Linked DNA regions of Homo sapiens: region 1 is linked to region 2. The links are chromatin contacts, found by POLR2A ChIA-PET in ENCODE. All regions are on one chromosome and are shown on one strand. Each heading gives the region's core, a stretch centred on a gene start or an enhancer-like site at or near the end of the contact. The rest is flanking DNA. Distances are from core to core; before and after follow the strand shown.

Region 1 (7,199 bases), core at 3,647-6,146, 110 kb before region 2:
GCAAACCAGAGAAAAGAAAGCTCTCTGGTCTGGAGTGAAGGATGGGATAGGGGAGAGGGAGCAAATGACAATGAGGCTGGAAATGTAGCGTGGGGCCTTGAAGGCCTTGGAAGGCTCTGGACTTCACCCTTGAGCTGGACAATAGCCATTAAAGGTTTTTGAGCAGGGGAGGGTAGGGATTCATGAAGAGACCGTTACAATCATTAAGACGGCGGCAAGGGGGAAACATGCCTTAGAGGTAGCAAGGGGCTGGGGTGGTGGCTCACACCTGCAATCCTGTAATCACACCTGTGATTGAAGGTTAGCTAGCCTCTAGGGCTTACAGTAGAGGGAATAATAGGCAGGGGAACAAAGTCACCCTGGAAGTGATGGGAGGGAACTAAAAACCAGGCATCCTTTTACACATTGGGCTGTGGGCTCAGGACCTAATAGCTGAGTCTTGGAAGTGGTGAGGCCCCAGGAAAGAATATTGAAGGTGAGAAGCCAGAACAAAACGCCTCAAGTAGATGGCTACATTAAGAGGGAGGGAGAAGTTGGGTGCCTGGTGAGGGGCACTCCACACCTGAGGCAGCTTTAGAACCCTGGCAGTGCTTGGCACAGTGCCTCTCCCTCAACACCCCTGCCTGGCCCTCCTGCTGCCGTGTGGCTCCACCTCCTCCCTGCAGCCTCCACTCCCTCCTCTTGCCCACCCCCGACCCCACCCCGGAGCAGCTGCTCTCCCACTTGGTATTGTCTGGCTCTGTCCATCTGACTCCAGGGTCCAGGAGAGAGTGGAGGCTGCGCCTGCTTTGTTTCTCTGGCAGTCAACAGACAAATGCACGTGATGACGCATAATAAGGAGAGACACTGTAAAGAGCGGGTGGCTGATTTAATCTTACTTAAGTTTATTTAGATTTTTTCTGCTTTTACTGAGGTATGATTGACATCTGATTTTAAATTATGAGTCTTAAAAGGAACCTTTGTCTATAACAATTAGGAAGCCTTTGGTAGCCTTTGAAAGTAGTTTGGGCACAATGGTGAGGCAGACGCTGGGTGTTTAAAATGGGCTGAGATGTGGATGGAGGTCGGGAAGGAGAGGGGAAAAGGATTCCATGTTTGCAGGTAGTGAAGGAGGAGGGGGCTGCTTCAGTAGGATGTAGTTATATTTTCTTTTTAACTATGAAAACAACATGATTTTAAGCTGTGAGAAGGGAGAGCAAAGATACCTTTGAGAGAAAAACAGATGGGGGAACAAAGTCACCCTGGAAGGGAAAGGCTGGAACTGAGAACCAGGTACAAGTCCTTGCTATGGGCCCAGAGTAAGAGCAGGACAGAGACCAGGACCTGGAGCTTAGATCAGAGAGACAGACGTCAGGAACCAGCCCACCCGCCTGCACCTGGGCAACAGCAACAAAGCGCTTATGGGATCTTGGTTTCTCTGGTCCAGGTGGAATGTAGCTCTATAGCTGTGATCTTTAATTTAATGGCTGGTCTTACCTTATAAATCAGTATCCAAAGGGGTGGTTCCACAGTTTGAAAAAGAATAGGACCAAATAACCAGAAGTGCTGGTTAAAATGCTCCCCAGAGAGCAGAAAACACAGTTGTGGGCAACATGTCTCTAAGCAGCACAATAAAATGCTTCTGTGAAGTGGGTACTAAAGAAGTGACAAGAGCTTCTGATTAATTCAAATCTAGCTTAGCTCCTGCTCTGTGAAATGTATCCTGCTTGTGTATTGGCTTTAAGGAATAGCTTCAATATTTATTTCATCAGATTACATAAATAATGTATATATGCTCAACACGGACATTTTGGAAAATAATAAAGCATGACAAAGAAAATGTAAATGGTCCATGGTTCCATCAATCAGTTATAGCCATTACTAATATTTTCTGTATTTCTTCTCCTCTTTGTTTGTACAATTGATCATACTACAGATAGTTTTATTAGTTTGTTGTCCAGGCTGAAGTGCAGTGGTGCCATGGCAGCTCATTGCAATCTTCAGCTCCTGGGCTCAAGTCATCCTCCTAACTCATCCTCCCAAGTAGCTGGGAACACAGGCATACACCCGCCACACCTGGCTAATTTATTTATATATATATTTTTTGTAGAGACGGGGTCTTGCTCTGTTGCCCAGGTTGGTCTTGAACTCCTCTGCTCTAGTGATCCTCCCACCTCGGCCTCCCAAAATGCTGGGGTTATGGGTGTGAGCCACTGCACCTGGCCTACAAATACAGTTTTTAGCCTATTTTTTAAATGTATATTATGAGCATTTTCCCCTGTCACTAAATATTCTTTGAAAGTGGCACTGTCAATTCCATTGTGTAGATGTGCCATGATTTAACCAATTGTATAGTTTTTCTTCCCTTTGTTTGCATTTATTACAATGTGGCCGTGAGTATCCTTTGCTTGAAATTTTAAAGAATTTTGCCTGATAATTTCCTTAGGAGAGAGTCATAGAAAAAATTATTATCTCAGAGGATATAAATGCACTGAAGCTTTTGACATGTATGGCTTCAATTTTTTTCCCAGAGACTTTGTGCCAATTTATCTCACAGTGATAACATATGAGAGTGGCCATCACACAGGGGCCTAGTGAGGACTGAGAACTAGACAGAAGAACAAGTAAACAATATATCATGGCCAATTTGATAGGTGAAAATGACCTTATTGTTTTAGTATATGTAGCCAATGCGCTCAATGTTTCCCTAGTTCTTAGTGCCAGCCTTGTCCATCCAGGGTAACTGTGTTCCCCCATCTGTTCTGTCTACTTCCTTCTCCTTCACAGCTGACTCTCTGATTTCACAGCTTAAAATCATGTTGTTTCCATATCTTAAAAAGACATATAACTGCATCCTATTGGTTTTTTCCCTAATTGCTTATTTGTTCATATTTTAAACTTCCTCACGTTTAATTTTATTTAGTAGCAGCCGGGTGTGTTGGTTCACACCTGTAATCCAAGCACTTTGGAAGGCTGAGGCGGGTTGTCTAAAAGTATGACACTTACATTTAATATATAGTACCTAATAATAATGATAAAGACTATGCTGCTGGTTTATGTATTCACTACATAATGCTTCTTATCATTATTATTATTATTATTATTATTTTTGAGACAGAGTCTCGCTTGGTCACCCAGGTGGGAGTGCAGTGGTGTGATGTTGGCTCACTGCAACCTCCGCCTCCCAGGTTCAAGCGATTCTCCTGCCTCAGCTTCCCCAGTAGCTGGGACTACAGGTGTTCATCACCACGCTTGGCTGATTTTTGTATTTTTAGTAGAGACAGGGTTTCATCCTGTTGCCCGGGCTGGTCTCAAACTCCTGACCTCAGGTGATCCTCCCACCTTGGCCTCCCCAAATGCTGGGATTACAGGCGTGAGCCACTGCGTCTGGCCCCCATCATTATTTTAGAGTGTATTCCTTCTACTGTAAAAAAAAAATGTTAACTGTAAAACAGCTTCAGGGCGGTCCTTCAGGAGGTATTCCAGAAGAAGGCATTGTCATCACAGGAGATAGCAGCTCCGTGTGTGTTACTGTCCCTGAACACCTTCCAGAGGACAAGATGTCGGAGGTGGGGCTAGGTGCTGTGGCTCATGCCTGCAATCCCAGCAGTTTGGGAGGCCAAGCCGGGAGGGTTGCTTGAGCCCAGGAGTCTGAGACCAGCCTGGGAAATATCATGAGACCTGTCTCTTCCAAAAAAAAAAAAAAAGAAAAAATTAACCACCATGGTGGTGCACACCTGTAGTCCCAGCTACTTGGAAGGTTGAGGCAGGAGGATTGCTTGAGCCTGGGAAGTTGAGGCTGCAGTGAGTTGTAATGGTGCCACTGCACTCCAGCCTGGGTGACAGAGTGAGACACTGTCTCAAAAAAAAAAGATGAGGAGGTGGAAGACAATGATATTGAGCATCCTGAATCTGTAGGCCTAGACAAAGGTGTGTGTTTGTGTCTTAGTTTTTAACAAAAAAGTTTAAAAAGTAAAAAGAAATTAAATATAGAAGAAAGCATATAGAATAAGGACATTGAAAAAGAAAATATTTTTGTACAGCTGTACAATGTATTTGTGTTTAAAGTGTTATTACAAAAGAGTCAGAAAGGTTTAAAAAATTTAGTTTATAAAGTAAAAAAGTTACAGTACGCTGGGCATGGTGGCTCACGCCTATAATCCCAGCACTTTGGAAGGCTGAGGCGGGCAGATCACTTGAACTCAGGAGTTCGAGACCAGCCAGGCCAACATGGTGAAACCCCGTCTCTACTAAAAATACAAAAATTAGCCAGGCATGGTGGTGGACATCTGTAATCCCAGCTACTCGGGAGGCTGAGGCATAATAATCGCTTGAACCCAGGAATAGGAGGCTGCAGTGAGCCGAGATTGCGCCACTGCACTCCAGCCTGGGCAACAGATTGAGACTCTGTCTCAAAAATAAAAAAAGTTACAGTAAGCTAAGGTTAATTTATTATTGAAGAAAAAAGTTTTTTTAAATAAATTAATATAGCCTAAGTGTACAGCGTTCACAAAGTCTATGGTAGTATACAGGAATGTCCTAGACCTTCCCGTTCACTCACCACTCACTCACTGACTCATCCAGAGCAACTTCAGCCCTGCAAGCTCCATTCATGGTAAGTGCCCTACACAGATGTACCATTTTTTATGTTTTATGTCGTATTTTTGCTCTGTCTTTTCTATGTTGAGATATGTTAAGATACACAGATTCGGACCATTGTGTTACAATTGCCTACAGTATTCAGTACAGTAGGAGCAAGAGGCTGTACCATGTAGCCTAGGTATATATAGTAGACTTTACCAACTAGTTTATGTAAGTACACCATGCTGTTTGCACAATGACAAAGTCATCTCACAATGCACTTCTCAGAACGTATTCCCTTCATTAAGTGATGCATGACTGTATTCTGCTAGAATGAGGAAAGAAAGGAATTACCTCAGGTAAGATGATACTTTTTTTTTTTTCTTTTTTTTGAGACAGAGTTTCGCTCTTGTTACCCAGACTGGATTGCAATGGCGCAATCTCAGCTCACCTCAACCTCTGCCTCCCGGGTTCAAGCGATTCTCCCACCTCAGCCTCCTGAGTAGCTGGGATTACAGGCATGCACCACCATGCCTGGCTAACTTTGTATTTTTAGTAGAGACAGTGTTTCTCCTTGTTGGTCAGGCTGGTCTCAAACTACCGACCTCAGGTGATCCACCCACCTTGGCCTCCCAAAGTGCTGGGATTACAGGTGTGAGCCATTGCCCCGGCAAGTTGATACATTTTAAAGGAAGAATTGCAAAAATCCACAGCTGTCTACTTTTATAGGAGGCAAAGGTTTGATCTGAATGGAGTTCCCATTAGTAGGAGGAGATGACTTTGTTAGTATCCCAACGTTTTCTTTATGTTTTAATTTCTTATATGCCTATCCATTTTTTTTTTTTTTTTTTTTGAGACAGAGTCTTGCTCTGTCACCCAGGCTAGAGTCCAGTGGTGCAATCTCGGCTCACTGCAACCCCCGCCTCCCCGGCTCAAGCAATTCTCCTGCCTCAGCCTCCCACTATGATTACAGGTGCCCGCCACTGCACTCGGCTGATTTTTGTATTTTCAGTATAGACGAGGTTTCGCCATGTTGGCTAGGCTTATCTTGAAATCTTGACCTCAGGTCTTCTGCCTTTTTTTTTGTTTTTCCATCAGACAAACAGCGACTTTGCCTGCAAATACCTGTCCCTGCGGAGGTTTCCAGGTGGCCCTTGCTGTATGGGTGGGCAGGGGCCTCAGGGGCTGGGCCCTCACATCCTTGGCTCACAAGTGACCCTGCTCAGTCCCGCTTACCTGACCTCATTCTCGGGGAAACCTCATTCTCGCTTGAACTACAGGGAAACAGCCGGGAGGTTTGATTCTGTTAGTCATGTTCTGTGGATTTCAGCTAAAAGGCTTGACCAAGCATTGATTGCCCAGCAGAGCTTTCCAGAGTAGTTACCCAGTGAGTTCATTTATTCCTCAGCAGCCGCCTTGAGGATGGGGGATAAGTAAGGTCTGGTCCCTTCTCTCAAGGAGGGTTTTGAGCAGCCCTATTTTTTCACAGCACACTCCCATATTGTTCTTACCCTCAGAAGACAATCAACATATGGGGGCGGTGGTTCCCACTTAGATAGCCACCCAACGTTTACCTTGCTTTTCCTTCATCCCCCCCCCTCCTGTCCTCCTTGCCCCTTTCACGTGGTACCTTCTCAGCTGTAGTCACTGTTAGGTCCAGCAGAAACACCTACTCTGTTAACACGAAAAGTTGGTGCTGAGTGGTTTATTCAGTTTCCACTTGATATCGCCCCAACATTGCCCTATAGCAGGTTTGTGTGTCCTAAAAGCTGCAAAGAACATCTTAGGATCTGGCTTCTGACAGCCACCAAGTTGAAATTTCATCCCTTTCAGGGCTCACATAGAGATGGAGAGAGATGCTGGAATTCCACCGCAGTTTCTATTTGAACGCAATAGAGTATGGATTTAGAAAATAACATCTGAACCTCATTTAGAAAATGGAGCTCTTCCTAAACCTCTTGGCTATGGTGGGGACCTCTTCAGATGGCACTGTAGTATTAGCAGTGCTGTGTTGGGCTTGGCTTGACGGTGCCTTTCAGCTATTACTGAACCTCTGCTTGGAAGACTCTCCTCTTGCGCTGCCAGCAAGAGTGCCTCCTCCCCCACTGTGTCTCTCCCCTCCTCCCCTCCCTGCTGTCTGGTGTCATTCCGAGCAGTGAGCTTCCATTAGCCTTCGTCCTCCAATCATTGTCACAATCAGGGCATTTTGTTTTGTTTAAGAGACGGTCTTGCTTTATTACCCAGGCTGGAGTACAGTCACATTATCATAGCTCATTGCAGCCTCAACCTCCTGGGATCAAGCGATTCTCCCACCTCAGCCTCCCAAGTAGCTGGAACTACAGATGTCTGCCACACACCTGGCTAATTTTTAAATATTTTGTAGGATAGGGTCTTGCTTTGTTGCCCAGGCTGGTCTCCAACTCCCAAGCTCAAGCAATCCTCAGCTGAGCATTTAAGAGTCCTGGTATTAATAGTTGATAAAAACTTAGTCTAATGATTTTCCCCTTGAACATTCCACTTACTATTCTGTTTCAGCATTTTTTCCCTATGTTTACCTACCCATGAATAGGATTTTCTACCTCTTTTTTTTTTTTTTTTTTTTTTTTGAGAAAAGGTCTCACTCCGTCACCCAGGCTGGA
Region 2 (7,285 bases), core at 3,860-6,359:
CGGATTCTTAGGCCCTACCCAAGGCCCACACAATGAGGAAGCAGGGAGAGAGAGGGTCCCCTCAGGAATCTGTTTCTTAAACACCTTACATGGGTGAAAATGCAGTGTTTCTGACCATCTTTGAGAAGCATAAATGTAAAGGGACGATATATAAGTTTGAAGAGGTGAAATCAACTGGTATCTGTAAAGTTCTTTTTCTAAGTACTAAGTGATCTTGCAACACATGAGCAACGAGAAAATGAAATGCATATCTAACTTATTCCTTCCTCCTTTTGATTACCATCCACTCAGGAGCCTACAAGTCATAGACAGTTAGAGGAAATACTCTAAGTCTTTGGTAAAGACACCAATAACAACCAAGAAGCAATAGAGCAGACAGGTTATTTTACCAGGGTTCTGAAATTAAACAACTCATTCTAGTTCCCTCCTGTACTCAAGACTGACATGACACTTAATTCAAGAAAAATCTACTCTCTCTCCCATCAAAACCTAGAAATAATTACATTTGACACTATTAAAAACATTTTTGGAACTCTTAGAAAAAAGATCACTACATCAATATACTCAAGAAAATCAGTTTTGTTACTTTTTGGAAAAACTTTCATCTAAAAATACCACTTGATTTTATTCAGAATTGGCTCACTGACTTCTATTTGCAGTAGCCACAATTAAGGCTACTCAAAATCATGTACCACAGACTGAGAATAGCTCCAGAAATCTTAAAGAATGCTGGGAGCAAAGACAACATATTTTAAGACGTTTGCCAGATGAGTTTTTAATTATAGCCTAGCCTAAGTTACCCACAAAATTCTAAGTGATGCTGTAACATTTCATTTGATTTCAATCCCATGGTAAAGCCTTGACACTGTATTAAAAGTAACAGTTGAACCTATTTGGTTTAAGCAACCCTTTTAATACTAAAAAGTATGTGTTCTCCCCCACAGAGAAGTACATACAGGTGTTTATGGACAAGAAAAAGAACTTCTCTGGTTTATAGTATCTGTTCTGTGAAAGCATTCTGACTAGAGAGATAAACAGAAATTTTTAAGTTATTTAAACAAACTGACATGCTATAGATAGATGGTGTTTTACAATAGTTTTTTAAAAGCATGCTTCTCTTAAAATGAGAGGTAGTATGGTAGAGTAGTTGCAAGCATGCGCTTTTTGGAATCTGCCTGCTACTTACTAGCTCTCTAACACTGAGCAAGTTACTTCTTTAAACCTCAGTTATTCCCACTTTACACATAAGAAAACATCTACACTTCACTGAGTTTCTATGAAGATTACATGAGATAATCCAGGTAAAGTATCTGTATACTGCTTGGCACACTGTGTTATTTTAACAAGAGAATTATTGGATTAAGCTACTTTAATTTGGGCTTCACTATGAAAAGGCTCCTGGCGATCATTTGCCCACAGTTAAAGACTGCAACTTGCCTAGCCAAAGGTAGCTTCATTCTTAAGATCAGATACAGACATATTAACTTTCATAAGAATTTTCCTTCTTTACATAGACACTTCCTTGTTCAAACTACTAGGTGTTTTCTAGCTTACTTTTATTCTTATAGAAATCAGCTAAAAGTTATAACCCGAGACCTCTAAATTAGACCACTAAGTTAAATAAAGCAATAAAGGAAAAGCAAGTCACTAACAAGAATAGTTTCCTTACACTTACCTTTTTAACTGAACTGTAAGACTGACCGACAGTACATGTTAAATCCTTGGTTTTAAGAGGATAAAGAGAACAGGTGGTAGTGTGGTAACTATGGCCTAAAAATTAAAGCCTAGACCATATCATCATGAAGTTCGTGCCATGCCAGGCACAGTGGCTCAGGCCTGTACTTCCAGGACTTTAGGAGGCCGAGGTGAAAGGATTGCTTGAGCCTGGAGTTCGAGACCAGCCTGGGCAACAAAGTGAGACCCCATCTCTACCCCCCCAAAAAAAAAAAAAATCAAAAATTAACTGGTCACAGTGGTGTGCACCTGTGGTCCCAGCTACATGAGAGGCGGAGGCAGGAGGATCACTTCAGCCCAGAAAGTCGAGGCTGCAGTGAGCCATGTTTGTGCCACTGCATTTCAATCAGGGTGATGGAACAAGACCCTGTCTCAAAAACAAAACAAAACAAACAAAACAAAACAAAACAAAACAAAACCTTATGCCAATGTTTAGAGAACTTTTGAACTGATTGAAAATTTATGGATTGATTATTCTGTAATGACCAGAGACTGAGCTGCTTCATCCACTGGAAACATTTCAAGGAAAAGCATTTTACAATCAGGGAAGAATCTGACATCTATTTCAATCCCATCTCCCGTTCAGGAAGCTTGTCTTAGAAGGACTGACTGGAGGTGGTGGCTCACACCTGTAATCCCAGCACTTTGGGAGGCTGAGGCTGGTGATCACTTGAGGTCAGGAGTTTGAGACCAGCCTGGACAACATGGTGAAACCTTGTCTCTATTAAAAACACCAAAACTAGCCAGACGTGGTGCCAGGCACCTGTAATCTCAGCTACTCGACAGGCTAAGGCATGAGAATTGTTGAACCCAGGAGGCAGAGGTTGCAGTGAGCCAAGATCGTGCCACTGGACTCCAGCCTGGGCAACAGAGCAAGAAAAACCTTAGATCTCGGAACAGTCAACTATTACATAGTATTTCCCCCACTCAAGAATTTAACAGACAAATTTCCCCATAAATACATTATGGACATTAATTTCTATGAAAAATTAATATGGGTAAAGACTGTATAGTGGAGAAATGGTCCCTCATTTAAAGTCAACTACAGATCATTTAGCTTGAATGAAATATAATTTTAGAAAAGAATTAGTTCCAATAATTTATGTCTATAAGGAAATAAAATGGAAAAAAAAAACCGGCCACAAACCACCTAGACATACTAAAATAAGAATGAATGCTCAGATTCTTCAGGTATTGCATATCATCTTTGGTCTTTAAAATATATTTAGTTAAACTGTCATATATCAACTCCTTTCCCCTATACTGCTATTTGGCAGCAGTTGCCTGATAGTAATGGATAAGGCTGGGTCAAAAGGAATTTATCAATGATTTGTTCTCAAACTTGAGTATGCATCAGAGCCACTCAAAGGACTTATTAGAACACATACTGCTCAGCCAACTCCAGGACTGATTCATCATATGCCTGGAGTGAGCCCAGGAATTTGCATTTCTTTTGTTTTTAATTCTGCTTTTTTTTTTTTCTTTTTGGGAGGGGTAGAGACAGGTTTTCACCGTGTCACCCAAGCTGGAGTACAATGGCACAATCTTCACTCACTGCAACCTCCACCTCCTGGGCTCAAGCCATCCTCCCACTTCAGCCTCCCGAGTAGCTGGGACTACAGGTGCACACCACCATAGGTGGCTGAGTTTTTTTTGTAGAGACTGGGTTTTGCCATGTTGCCTAGGCTGGTCTCGAACTCCTGGGCTCAAGTGATCCACCTGCCTTGGCCTCCCAAAGTGCTAGGTTTACAGGTATGAGCCACTGCACAGGCCAAGAATTTGCATTTCTAACACGTGGTGCTGATGCTCCTGGCCAAGGACCATTATTTTGAGAATCAATGAACTAAGGCAGTGGTTCTCAACCATGGCTAGACATTAGAATCATAGGGAATTATTATCACAGGGAATCACAGGGAATGAAATAGAATCACAGGGAATGATTAGAATCATTACAACTTTTGAAGACATCAATGCCAGGGAGAGGGAAGGGGGCTCCCTCAGAAGGATTATACTAGAAATTCTATGCGGAGAGGTCTCATGCACCGATTATTTTGAAAACTTCCTAGACAATGTGTAGCCAGGGTTGAGGAACACTAGTCTAAGTAACTAAAATTAATCTAAATAAAATCCACTGAAAGCAGATGCTTTTTATATACAAAAGCAGGATAAAGATTTTCGCAGCCAAATGATGAGTACAGATAAAATTTGGCAGGATACCCTAAGTTGTTGACATACCTACGGTTTAGCTCAATAGAAGTTGCGTGTGTGCTTTTTGCTTTAAATCCCAGGCAAAGTCTAAAGCAAGTCTTCAGCTCATACTTGCAATTAAATATTTATATAAAATGTTGACCTCTGACAGCAACATAGAAAAGTTGGCTATTATCAATTATATGTACCATGTCTGTGCTGAATCACAATACTGCATATTGGTTAACTCTTGGGCTCTTGAGTCAGACAGTTTAATAGATGTGACCCTTGGCTAATTATATAATTAATCCTTGGTTTCCTCATATGAGATTTAATGTAGCTAACATTATAATCATGCTAAATATTACATAGCATCTGTGTAAGAAGTTATGCTCAGAGTCCGGCACATAAGACAACATTCTCTAAAATATCATAAGCTATGCCACAGATATTATTAAAAACACTAATGAAATGACTGCCCTTCAAGACCACTACTTCCCTCAGTCAACATCCTGACTCTTCAACAATAGCTTCAGGGTCTCTACTTGCAAGACTGCTGTCAGTTTTGTGAATTTAGATGTTTAGGGCCCTTAAAAATGTTAATCTTAACTTTTAATATCTTAACTACAGAAAGGATAATTGATGGGAATACAGAACATTGAGGAAGATATACAACTGAACAGTACACACTTACTAAAATGAAACAAGAAAATTTGATGTTTTCTCCCTTTTTTCTTTTACATTAACCACTTAATGATTTATAATTGCCTCTATTACCTTAACATTTTGCTTAAGTCCTCCTCCCTTTTCTGTTCAAAATACCACTAGAAACAAGAGTTTTCATTCAAGTATAGTCTCTCTCCAGTAACCAGGGTTTGGGTAAGGGGAGGTAGTTCTCACAGCCAAGTTGTATGTGCCCACTAAAGGAGTGGTTTTAAAAATGACTTAAGAATTCCTTGAAATCTAAATCTCTAGAGTTTAAATTTAATAATTCTGCTGTCAAAGTTCTCCCTGAGTACTGATTAGGTTGAGTTCTACTAAAACAAGGTTAAGGACAGATAAGTGACATAGAACAGCAATCCAGAAAAAAAACTTATAAATATCTATCTACTTTGTACATGATGTGAACCCAATGTTTGCTTTGCACTATCTGCATAAAGGTGTGAACCACAAAGTTGACAGCTTAACGTAGGCCTTAAGGCTGACAATCGAATATTCACAAGAAACCTTCAACAATTCAAGAAGGCTCACGCCTGTAATCCCAAAACTGAGGCTTGAGGTCAGGAGTTCAAGACCAACCTGGCCAACATGGCGAAACTCCATCTCTACTAAACACAAAAATTAGCCGGGCGTGGTGGTGCACATCTGTGTCTCAGGAGGCTGAGACAGGAGAATCGTTTGAACCCGGGAGACAGAAGTTGCAGTGAGTCAAGATCACACCACGGCACTCCAGCCCAAGCCATAGAGCAGGGCTGTCTCAAAGAAACAAACAAAAAACAATTCAGCCTATGTTCACCAAGAAATCTATAGAAAAGGACCATTTACAAGCAACTAGTAAAACTCAAATTTTAAAACATTTCAAATCTCTTAACATAACCTGTTTTTCATAAACTTAGTGTTTGTATCTGTAATTTTTGAAGGAATAGTGGAGATAAATTAGGAAACAAATTATTTCAGTTATATTTTAGAATTACATCTTCTACTATATCTTAAATTTTTTTGGTTTGGTGTTTGAAACTCCTCTACCTAAGAAGAAACATCATAAATCTATAATGGCTATCATTCCTCATAGACTAAAGATTGTTTTTAACTCTGCTCTGACTGGAGTAGAAGTTGAAAATGCAAGAGAATAGCTATTTATCTTGGCCTAATTCAGCAACGAATTCTGTTTTAATGAAGCTTCATTTCAAAGACTGATAATCTGGTCTAGTAATCTATTAGATACGTAGATTACTATAAAAAACAGCTTTTAAACAGCTCCATTTTAACTGACAAACATTGCATACCCCAGAATAATTCCAGAGGCAGGTTTCTTTCATCTCATGTACAATACATCTCCCTGCTTTTGCTAAATGACAGCTTGTTCAAACTACACTGCTACACTCAAGAGGTTTGCAGACACAATTGTGCACAGGTTTGCCAAATAATGCTTATCACTCTAGGAGAAAAATGAAAAAGTAGTTCTTTGAGAGAAATACCATAAAGCCATAAATGCAATGGGATGGTAACCTATAAGCACTTAAAGCCTATTTAGTTAAAGTACAAAAATGTGACTTTGAGAGACACTGGCTTAGAGGTAAAAATGACATGCTGTCATTACAGGTCATCTAATACAATTACTAACTTCATAGATTCTCTTTGCAGTGCATCATCTCCAATAAGTCTTCCCATCTATGGTTGAAAATGGCCAATGCTAGTTTACTGGCTACTTCTCAAGGCAGACCATTCTCCATCTTCAGAGATATTTGACTGGTAGGAAGTTTAGGTTATCCTGAAACTTCCCTTCTGTGTTATACAGAAATCTCTTCTAAGAGCTTTTACAATATGGGAACAATCATAATCCAGGTCTTTCAAGCTAAGTATTTAGTTTTTTTGGCTACTCTTCACTGTAGTTTTACATTTTGAGTCCTACTCTGAACATGCACCAGGTCCTGATGGTATTGTTTTTAAGGCATGAGAGCTGGAGGACAATATTCCTAGTAGGGAATAGCCAGTCCAGTACAACAGCAGCATCATCTGGTTTGTACTAGGTATCTTACTTCTAATGAAACTAGCCGGGTGCGGTGGCTCACACCTGTAATCTCGCACTCTGGGAGGCTAAGGTGGGTGTTTGAGATCAGGAATTCAAGACCACCTTGGCCAACGTGGTGAAACCCAGTCTCAACTAAAAATACAAACATTAGCCAGGTGTGGTGGTGCATGCCTATAATCCTAGCTTCTTGGGAGGCTGAGGCACGAGAATTACTTGAAACCAGGAAGTGGAGGTTGCAGTGACCTGAGATCGCACCACTGCACTCCAGCCTGGGCCACAGTGCAAGACTCTGTCTCAAAAATAAATAAATAAAATAAAGCAAAACAGATTTACAGCATAACTATATGACAACCACATTCTATCGACTCACTTGGAGCTTACTACTCAATAAAAAAATCTGGCCAGGTGCAGTGACTCATACCTGTAATCCCAGCACTTTGGGAGGTTGAGGTAGGTGGATCACCTGAGGTCCAGAGTTCAAGACCAGCCTGACCAACACGGTGAAACCCCGTATCTACTAAAGATACAAAAGTTAGCCAGGCGTGGTGGCAGGCACCTGTCATCCCAGGTACTCATGAGGCTGAGGCAGGAGAATCGCTTGAACCTGCAAGG

What was found. ChIA-PET counts read pairs that join two places held with the same protein, here RNA polymerase II (POLR2A).
Region 1: POLR2A ChIA-PET joins it to region 2 with 21 read pairs in activated CD4-positive, alpha-beta T cell. The contact joins two enhancer-like sites. POLR2A ChIA-PET finds 5 or more read pairs at or near these places in 3 of 52 experiments (H1, WTC11 and activated CD4-positive, alpha-beta T cell).

The regions. Positions count from the first base shown.
Region 1 is chr9:6,542,853-6,550,051 of GRCh38, reverse strand. The region is part of intron 21 of GLDC (glycine decarboxylase); the gene reads left to right. Among named protein-coding and RNA genes, the nearest start is that of GLDC, 99 kb to the left of the region's middle. Within about 2 kb of position 4,896, at least 2 of the 41 ENCODE cell types and tissues checked have a DNase peak (open chromatin) inside an H3K27ac peak, as active enhancers do.
Region 2 is chr9:6,437,320-6,444,604 of GRCh38, reverse strand. The region is part of intron 3 of UHRF2 (ubiquitin like with PHD and ring finger domains 2); the gene reads right to left. Among named protein-coding and RNA genes, the nearest start is that of UHRF2, 28 kb to the right of the region's middle. Within about 2 kb of position 5,109, at least 2 of the 41 ENCODE cell types and tissues checked have a DNase peak (open chromatin) inside an H3K27ac peak, as active enhancers do.